2 separate regions of the Homo sapiens genome follow, and region 2 is linked to region 1. The links are chromatin loops, found by intact Hi-C in ENCODE. Cell type or tissue: heart right ventricle. All regions are shown on one strand. Each heading gives the region's core, and the rest is flanking DNA. Links, peaks and the distances in the headings are about the cores only. Region 1 has its middle 3.6 kb from the start of KRTAP4-4. Region 2 holds the start of KRTAP9-2 (keratin associated protein 9-2).

Region 1 (5,398 bases), core at 59-5,058:
ATTTAAGAGACATTTTTGAACCTAACACATATAACATGAAAGCTGTGGAATATAACTGCCAGCACAAAAAAACTGTCTTCAATAAGCTGCATCCCATGATGTGATTTAAACTAATTTAAACAGAAGCAGCTCAATGTAGAGTATATTCTGTGGACTTGAGAATTATACAGAGTTGAGGCTGAATTCTGACTGTACTGCATGCCACCTATGATCTTAGACATGGCATTTAAACTCTGTCAACCTAGGATTACTTTTCTCTTAAGAAGGGATCATAATAACTCAAAAACACATGAAGGTAATCATAAAATGTCAATGAGATAAAGGTGCCTGGTTGACAAATAAAAGCATGCTCTCTCATCATCACTGGCCATCAGAGAAATGCAAATCAAAACCACAATGAGATGCCATCTCACACCAGTTAGAATGGCAATCATTAAAAAGTCAGGAAACAACAGGTGCTGGAGAGGATGTGGAGAAATAGGAACACTTTTACACTGTTGGTGGGACTGTAAACTAGTTCAACCATTGTGGAAGTCAGTGTGGCGATTCCTCAGGGATCTAGAACTGGAAATACCATTTGACCCAGCCATCCCATTACTGGGTATATACCCAAAGGAGTATAAATCATGTTGCTATAAAGACACATGCACACTCATGTTTATTGTGGCACTATTCACAATAGCAAAGACTTGGAACCAACCCAAATGTCCAACAATGATAGACTGGATTAAGAAAATGTGGCACATATACACCATGGAATACTATGCGGCCATAAAAAATGATGAGTTCATGTCCTTTGTAGGGACATGGATGAAATTGGAAATCATCATTCTCAGTAAACTATCGCAAGAACAAAAAACCAAACACTGCATGTTCTCACTCATAGGTGGGAATTGAACAATGAGATCACATGGACACAGGTAGGGGAATATCACACCTGGGGACTGTTGTGGGGTGGGGGGAGGGGGGAGGGATAGCATTGGGAGATATACCTAACGCTAGATGACGAGTTAGTGGGTGCAGCGCACCAGCATGGCACATGTATACATATGTAACTAACCTGCACAATGTGCACATGTACCCTAAAACTTAAAGTATAATAAAAAAAAAGAAAACTAACAATTTAGAGTTGAAATATAAATCACTAAGCATATCCTCTAAAAGTTGTTTAACCAAGTGAAGATATGTACAATACCATGTACTAAGTTGCTATCATATATTTTCAAGTGAGGTGCAACTAGTATTAGTTTGTCATAGCCAAATAGCTAAACTACAATAATAATTATTAGCTAAGGGATTACTCCAATATAACTTTTAAAAAGTTTTCTCACTATATTCATGGGTTAGCCACTATTCCATATTATCTTGTAAGCCACAGTATGTTCGTTATAACCCAAACCTACTGTGACTTGTTAACTGTTAAAAAATAATTACTATATAATTCTTTGTATAAGCTGGGGGGTAATTGAATGATTAAAAAATTAATAAGAAATAGGCTATTTCAAAAAATGGAAATTTTTTTGTTATTAATTATTAATCAATGCAGAAAATACAATTTTCCATGAAGAAAATATTAGCAAAAACTTCTAGCTGAATAGCAGAAAGAATTTGGAATTTAAGTTTGGAAGGCGTATCAAGGATATGTTCATAATGGGATACAGTTGCATATTCTTAATTGCTTATTTTGCATGCTTTGATGAATATTGAATACTATTATCCATGTAACATAAATATTTAATTCCCTTCATAGTTCTGAAATGGAATTCAGGGCACTTAAAAAATCCCATTAACTAGAGTAAAAATAATTGTGTATTAAAATTATTGTAAGAAGGAGAACAAATCAAGAAAAAGATTTATAAAAATATGTGAAAATGCCTGACTTGCATGCAAATTACATGGAGGGAAAAGAAATGAATGCTTGCTGTGAACTTACCCTTTGGATCATTTTTAAGTTTAGCTCATTTATAAAAATAAATATTTCAGTACCCGATTTTTTTCCCAATTTACATTGCTTGTAGAAATATAGTTGGTGAATTGCATAAGATTCGGACTACTAAGAACTCAACAAGAACATAAATGCAGAGCCCCACCTTATTGTCTCCGAGTTTTACAGAAAGTATTTTAAACAAAAGTCTTATGAACTACTCAATAAGATAAGGAAAATAAAGTACATGTATAACTATTGGAAAAATGATGACAGAGTGTATGATATGCCTGATGTGTGTTTCTAATTGAAAGATAAAAGTTATTTAAAACACTGTAAATGCTCACAAACTGGCCAATTACCCAATCTTAAAAAGAATAATCTCTGAATTTTCCTATATACATATCCACACATCGAAAAAAAAATCCCATGTAGTTAAACATAGACACATGAAAAATAAGAATAAATATATGAAAATATCCAAAAAAAAAGCATGCTGTCTTTTACTACCAATTAGCCTCTTTTTTTTTTACTTTTGTAAATAACGATAGATTTTGAAATAACTATAGATTAACATGAAGTTGAATAAGACAAAGTTCCCTGTACCCTTCACTCAGTTTCCCTCAGTGGTTGCTTCTCATAGGATCATAGTACATGTCAAATCCCAAAATCTGACATTGGTACTAAATTCTAGGGATCTAGTAACTAGCATGGTGATTATAGTTAATAATACTGTATTGAGTACTTGAAATTTTCTGAAAAAGTAGATCTTAATTGTTCTCATTACACACACAGGAAACAATAACTACGTGAGGTGATAGGTATTAACTAACTTGGTTGTGATAATCATCTCACAATATATACATATCAAGGCATCATGTTGTACCCTTGATATACATAAAATTTTATTTGCCAACTCTACCTCAATAAAGCTGGGGAAAAATGAAAGTGCTGAAGTACTAGAAGAAATCGTGAGAGATTTCTAAACATAATGCAAATTTACATTAAGCAAAACACACACGCTCACCTTACAAAGAAAAAAAATAGTCAATTCATGTAAATAAAAGTGATCTCCACTGAGTCATCGGTAGGTACCAGTCATCAGGGTTCTTCAAGGATGTGATTCTTTTCCCATAATTCAAGTTCTCGAGGAAATCTTAGAGTTGTTCTCATACACCATAAACGGGCTCACCAGGGTTTTAACCCCGTAACAGCTTGGAACCTGCTTCTGTTCATTCTGACTGAGGACAAAGGCTCAGGACCTCAATACGATGCTGTGTCTGGGTGCATCAGAGCCAGTGCAGACTCAGAACACCAGCCAGTGCTGAAGCAGGGGCCCACTCAGGAGCCAGATTGTTATCATCCTGGTTGTGTAAGCCTGGAAATCAGGACCAGGGCAGCAGTAGAAACTGGTTAACAGTATAACATTATATTCCACTTATTAGACTTACATGGACCTGAGTGCAGAGAGGGAAGCTCAAAGTAATTTCATCCAATTCCCTCCATCTGGCTCTTGCATGTGCCTCAGTCAGAAACACCAGCTCACACTGAAACCCCCTCCCCTGATTATCTCTAGAGGCAGCCATTTCATAAAGCACCTTCCTCATGTTGTGTCAGATTTTGTTTCTCCCTAGGAACATCCTATCTTCCCTATCCTATATCAGCCCATGGCAGCCATCTGAGGAAGTCCATTCTCATACAGAGCCCCTTCAGGCTGCACTGCCATTGCTTTGTTCCACTTTTCTCCTTTTTAGGTTACATTTCCAAAGTGTTTCCATTTGTTCCTCATTGATCATAATGCCACCCTCACAGCAACTTTGCTTTTCATAAACCCCAATTTATCTTTATCCTTCTAGCCTGGATTGAAATGCATTTTCCAGATGTGTTCTGAACACTCTTGGAGGATTAGAAATGCCTCATCTACCTTAGTAAATGTTCCACTTTCATGAATGTTTCAAGTTTGCATGCAGGAGTTAACACAGTGTTAGTGGCAGTAAGTGGTTGGCAGTAAGTGTGAACTAATACTGAGGTTACTAAAGTGTGACACACCTAAGTAATCCTCATCATAAACTGCTTCAAGGTCTTCTTATACACATACAGTGGTTGTTTCTAGACGAGAAGTTCTCAACCTGCCTTTCTACTGCATGCCTGCAGTAATAGAGCTCATTGTGGTGATCCAGGTTGAGTACCCCATATCTGAAATGCTTGGCACCAGAAGTGTTTCAAATGTCAAGTTTTTTCAGAGTTGGAATATTCGCATTATACTTGTTGAGCATCCCTAATGCAAAAACATGAAATCCTAAATGTTCTATTGGGCATTTTCTTTGAGCATCATATAGGTACTCAAAAAGGTTTGGGTTTTGGAGAATTTCAGATTTCAGATTTTCAGATAAGATGTCCTCAACTTGTAATATTCTATCTGGTGAAGGGATGCTAAGAGGGGACACAACCTTAGGGTGTGTGTATAGTTAAATAAATACTCCCAGTAAATTTAGATATATTCACTCCTCCCCAATCTCGTTTGCCATGCTGCATTAATAACCACTCATTTGATCTACAATTGGTTCTGATATTTCATCTTGTTAGGTTTGATTCCTTGTGAGAGTATTTCTGTAGTTTTGGAAACATGGTTCTGCCATTTGGCATATTCACTTTTTCTTACCTTCATGGCCCCCAAATATTTAGATGAGCATGTTTTATGGAAAGACCCTCAGCAGAGTTGGGGTGTCCATAGTATCCTCAGAGAGACCAGTCCAAACAGAAATTGCTAACCCAAGAGCATCCCAAAGTGGAGGGTGGCACAAAGACAGGAAGTTTCTGCCTTCTTCCTTGGGTTTCTTTAACATCCAGGTTTGGGGGAGTGTGTGTGTGTGTGTGTTTGAGTGTGTGTGTGTGTGTGTGTGCATAATATTCCTAAGGTAAAGGGCCTTAGGAGATAAAGGTAAATACATATATATATAAATATATATATTTCTAAATATGTTATTGTATATATTATATATATATTTATACATACTATTAAATACAAACATATATGAAGAATATATATTATATATTCATAAATATGTAAATATATATATTCCTATATTACCTATATATAAGGTTCTCTATCTACCCATCTATATATGTATAATATATATATATATTCCTAAGGTCCTTTGGCAGAATATATATATTCCCCCAAACCTGTGTGTGTGTGAGTGTATATATATATATACATATACATCAAAAGAAAATTATGGGCCTAGAAGAATTAAAATCACCCAAGGTCAGACATAATGTGTGTGTATGTGTGCGTGTGTGTGTGTATATATATATATATATATATATATACACACACACACGCACACATACACACACATACATACACACACATATATGTGTGTGTATGTGTGTATATTTATATATAGTGTGCATATTTATATATAGTGTGTATATTTATATATAGTGTGTATATACGTGTGTGTGTATACT
Region 2 (5,372 bases), core at 1-5,000, 61 kb before region 1:
TTGCTCACTGAGGTGTGGGAAAAAATAATTTGGGATTTTTTTGTGAATAAAAATATTATTTGCAAATATGAGAGATTATTTCTCTCATTGTTAAATAAACTCAAGTGCATGTCTTGCTAGTGCTGACTTCCAATGTCATTTCTACTATGTTGAGAGTTAAATGTAAGTGTCCTTGGGCAGAAAGAGAGGACCTCAGCTTGGATCAGAATCTGTCCTTTATTAGCTACATAACATCACATATTAATTTTTTTTCAGGTGAAAAATGAAGGTAATAATGCATGACCACCTGTTTTGAGAATCAAATTGGATAATAACTATGGTATGTGATATGTGTGTAAATCCCATATCAGGAGTGCTTTCAAATAAAACAAAACACTATATGAGATGAGGATGGTTCAGAATTTATTCAGAAACATATAGGTAAGGATTTCTGCTACCAGGGACACAACACAAATTTATCATGAAAAGAAGAAAGAAGGATACAAGAACGATGAGGAGGATATTGAAAACAAAAAAAAGATTGCAAAGATCATCGATCAGTTGCAGAAACCTAAATTCCTTAGAAGCAGGGAATGAAGCTCTTGACTTTAGAGTCAAAGCTGAGACCATGACTCAAACTTGAGAACAGATGAAGCTGGCACATGATCCACAAGGTGTAAGGAAAAAGAGAATCAGGATGAAGTATTCTGCCCTCCCTCAAGCAGATTTCCAAGATTTTAAACATGTAGAGAATTCATAAAAATTTGGGTGAGAGCATGGTGGCTGTCAGCAGCAAATTAAATTAGTCCCCCAAAAGATGAGTCAGTTGAGCAGAAATTTGTTGTGTGAGGATGGTGGTTCTCTTGGAACGTGATCAGCAGCAAGAAGGCTGGCAGCAGCTGGACACACAGGTGGGCTGGAAGCAAGTGGTCCTGCAGCAGGTGGTCTCACAGCAGGCTGGGCGGCAGCAGGGCTGGCAGCAGTTGGAGCCACAGCTCTGGTTTAGGCAACCAGGCAGGCAGACAGTCGTGGGGTAGTAGCAGGTTCTTCTGCAGTACACAGGTGCACAGGAGCTGCTCTGGCCACAGCTGGACCCACAGCTGGTTTGGCCACAGCAGCTGGACCCACAGCAGGTGGGCTGGCAGCAGGGTGTGCTGCAGCAGGAAGGCTGGCAGCAGCTGGTCACACAGGTGGGCTGGCAGCAGGTGGTCCTACAGCAGGTGTTTTGACAGCAAGTTGGGCGGCAGCAAGGCTGGCAGCAGCTGGACACACAGCAGGCGGGCTGGCAGCAGGGTGTGCTGCTGCAGGTGGTCACAGTGGTGGGCTTCCAGCAGGTGGTCCTGCAGCAGGTGGTCCTGCAGCAGGTAGGCTGACAGCAAGGGGAGCAACAGTGGGTCATGGTGTCAGGGGTGGAGGGTGGGCTTCTGTTCAGAGGTGAGTTTCCCAGAATCTGATGACCCCTTGCAATCTGGACCTTTTATACATCTGGCCTCCAAAGTTTCCACCAATCAGCAGGACTTTTCCTTGTTGTTGTTTACACTGTTTTCCATACTCCCTTTGCGATTGTCAAAGGGGAAGTTGTTTCTGAAATCTTATGAATCTTTTGAAAGTAAGGGTTTAATCTGTTTCTTAATTGAGAATTACTCATAAAAACTTTGTTTCAGATAAAAGGAAGGCAGTCTCATCACCAGCATCATTCCTGCTCTGACCATCATCTGGTCATGTGATAGTTCCTGGTGATCCGGGAAGCAGATAGTTCTCTCTGTCCAGCCTCATGGTTGACTGTATGTAGACTGGGAAATGTCTGTGGGCAGTCGCGTGATGCTGTTATGTTCACAGTGATGCATTGAATCCGTGCCCGGCACCAAGCCTATTTACCCACAAAAGTCTGATTCAAGAGTAACAAGCATCTTTCTCGCTACAAACTATTCCACCTGTGTCTTCCAGTTCTATTACACTCACTAGGGAAAGGGTGTTTGGCACAATGTATTCCAAAATGCAGAGCTAGACCAAAGCAGGTGGGTAGAAAAAGGAGTCCACTGGGATTCAGAAAGCATCGAGTGTCTCTGTGATGGTGTTGCCATTTACCCTGATTTGCCTGGGACTGAAGGGTTTACCAGCATGGGACTCTCTGTGACGTAAGTGCTCTAGATTCGGGCAAATCAAGCTGAGTTCTGGTCCTAGCTTGTTAATTCTAATACTTTTTGTATTTTTTTTTGGTGTGACAGAAAATTGCACATGTGCAGTCATGACTCATAAAAAATAGTAATAGTTTTCTTCGCTTTATAAGAGTATTTTTAATCTTGCTTTTTTTTTGGCCCTTGTCCAGGGGTAGACCCTCCAGGGCAATGTCTAATAGAATGGTGTAGTGTATATCTTTTTATATTCGTTGGATAGAAAGGAGAACTCTCAGTATTTCACAATTAATTACGATGCTTTCTGTCTTTTTTGTAGATTCATTTCATCATAGCAACAGGTCTTGTTCTATTCCTTATTTTCTGAGAGACAGAAAACTGAAAATGTACTGAAATTTACAAAATGCTTTTTCTTTATAAGCTGAAATAATGTTATGATTATTCTACCTTTTCAGTAAGTGTTGTTTTATTCTATGTTTTTTGAGACAGAGTCTTGCTTCGTCACCCAGGCTGGAGTGCAGTGGTACAATCTTGGCTCACTGCAATCTCCACCTCCCGGGTTCAAGAGATTCTCTTGCCTCAGCCTCCTGAGTAGCTGGGACTATGGGAGCACACCACCATGCCCAGCTAACTTTTGTATTTTTAATAGAGACAGAGTTTCACCATGTTGGCCAGCTGATCGCAAACTCCTGACCTCAAGAGATCCACCTGCCTCGGCTTCCCAAAATGTGTTATTTTAAAAGTTGATTAATGTTCAAATATTAGCCCAGTCTTGCATTTCTGAAAACAATTCATGTGGTTACGATCATATGTATATGCCATTGGATTTTATTTACTTATATTTTGTTTAGGATATTTACTATCATTGCATTCCAAAAATATATTCTCCTATTCTTACTCTATTTCCTCTACCTTCTCTAAGTAAAGAAATTCCGAATATAGCAAAATTCCTACCCTTCTGTGCCCAATTTGACCTTGATGTGACCCCCTGTATTGGTTTTTCTAAAGGCAATTTCATGCCCCATGAAATACTCTAGCAGTTCTATTGCAGAGTGTGGGCTTGGGGATCAACAGTTCTTTTTTCAACAGGGGCACTAGACTATCCCATGGGTCCCTTTCAAACACACACACCCCATGGGGGGAACTCCCAGGAGATACTTGTAGCCCAGTTGTAGTCTTTCTTATCTACTTTGACAGAAACAATGAAGTCTAGCCCAATTATCTGAAATCTGTACTTAGTCATTTCTACAACAATATTGTGTTAATCTAGAAAACGTGAGTGAGGAATTGTCTTTAATCTGCAACTCAAATTATAGGAGGAGGAAATTACATCAGCATATGTAGGTATCAGTTAAATTCATTGAGGAGAACCTGGGGGAAAGTGTGATTGGTGGATCCCAAATAACGAGACAGTGGTATCAGATTATCACTTGATTAACAAACACATAAAACATGAGAGCCCATGCAGCTCTCTAACAACAGGCCTATTGCACTGAGTTTTACATGTAGATTTTTGAAGAGAGTGGAAAGTAAACACTGAGTTTCCTGAGAATATAAGTAGACGTGTATGACAGAATATCATTATCGGTTCTTAAATATTATGGCAGAAATGAATGAAGTGAAAGTTTACACTAACATGTAAGAAATATCACTATTTAGACCCTACAGAGGGATGGCTTTGGATAGAAAAATAAGATTAGATTGCCCTTGGAACTTCAAAGTTACACAAAAAGAAACAGAGCAAAGTTATGCACAGGCATCTTAAAAAGAATGAATGGCTTCGAAGCTAGCCAAATTTATTCTAGTCTGGTAAGGATTTGAAAATGAATATTTCTTATATGGGAATGTGGCATTCAAATTCTTCCCTCTGGGAATATATGTAGGAGTGAAATTGCCACGTCATAGGAAACACTTATAATCAGCATTAGTAGAAAGAAAAAAGCAGTGTTTCAACATTTTACAACCAGTAGTGACTCCTGCTTGACCCTAATATTGTGAACCTTCTGAATTGTACTGGTATGTATTTATGTTTTAGATTTGCATTTATTTGATGACTAATGTCTAATAGGCATTGGTTGTTCCTTTTTCCTTTTTCATAAGATGCCTGTTCAAGTCTTCTACCCATACTTCTTCATGGTTGTTAATTTCTTAGTGTTTTATAGATTTTGGACGTATGTTCTGACTAGTGTATAGATAGATAGATAGATAGATAGATAGATAGATAGATAGATAGATAGATAATGTGGAGATTATTTTCTATAAACTTATATAAGATATATATGTATCAGGAGTTTATCATTTATTGAGTGGATATGGTATAAATATTTTGTCACATGCTGTGTTTTATCTTTCCTTTTTGCTCTCTTTTTTTTGTTAAATTTTGTTTTTAATTTTTACCAAAACATGAATCCTGTTATTGTCATTTAACAATGGGGATAGGTTCTGAGAAATGAACCACTAGGTAATTTTGTCATTGTGTGAACATTGTAGAGTGTACTTAAACCTGGATCATATAGCTTACTATACATCTAGGCTATTTGATATGGCCTATTTTTAAAAATTATACTTTAAGTTCTGGGGTACATGTGCAGAACGTGCAAATTTGTTACATAAGTATACACGTGCCATGGTGGTTTGCTGCACCCATCAACCCGTCATCTACATTAGGTATTTCACTTAATGCTATCCCTCCTGTATCCCCCTACTCCCTGACAGGCCCTGGTGTGTGATGTTCCCCTCCCTGTGTCCATGTGTGCTCATTGTTCAGCTCTCACTTATGAGTGAGAACATGCAGTGTTTGGTTTTCTGTTCTTGTGTTAGTTTGCTGAGAATAATGGTTTCCAGCTTCATCCATGTCCCTGCAAAGGACATGAACTCATTTTTTTTATGGCTACATAGTATTCCATGGTGTATATGTGCCACATTTTCTTTATCCAGTCTATCACTGATGGGCATTTGTGTTGGTTCCAAGTCTTTGCTATTGCAAACAGTGCTGCAATAAACATATGTGTGCATGTGCCTTTATAGTAGAATGATTTATAATCATTTGGGTATATACTCAGTAATGGGATTGCTGGGGCAAATGGTATTTCTGGTTCTAGATCCTTCAGGAATTGCCACACTGTCTTCCACAGTGGTTGAACTAATTTACAGTCCCACCAACAGTGTAAAAATGTGCCTATTTCTCCACATCCTCTCCAGCCTCTGTTGTTTCTTGCCTTTTTAATGATTGCCATTCTAACTGGTGTGAGATGGTAT

Evidence for each region. A loop is a pair of places that touch in the nucleus more often than their neighbours do. Peaks named below come from ENCODE experiments on the same cell type or tissue, not always from the same donor. Only the 100,000 strongest peaks of a DNase experiment are listed, where the experiment ranks them.
Region 2: it touches region 1 in a loop (7-fold over the local background); 2 of 110 quality-filtered maps call a loop at or near these places.

Annotation. Positions count from the first base shown.
Region 1 is chr17:41,161,646-41,167,043 of GRCh38, reverse strand. No RefSeq gene overlaps it. Among named protein-coding and RNA genes, the nearest start is that of KRTAP4-4, 3.6 kb to the right of the region's middle. In heart right ventricle, for the core only: no CTCF peak of the experiment used is centred there; no DNase peak of the experiment used is centred there; H3K27me3 peaks cover 1,391 bases.
Region 2 is chr17:41,222,661-41,228,032 of GRCh38, reverse strand. It overlaps KRTAP9-2 (keratin associated protein 9-2), which reads right to left and starts at 1,385. Exons shown (of 1, transcript NM_031961.3): 1 at 381-1,385. The coding sequence starts at 1,378. The coding sequence ends at 854. In heart right ventricle, for the core only: no CTCF peak of the experiment used is centred there; no DNase peak of the experiment used is centred there; H3K27me3 peaks cover 1,159 bases.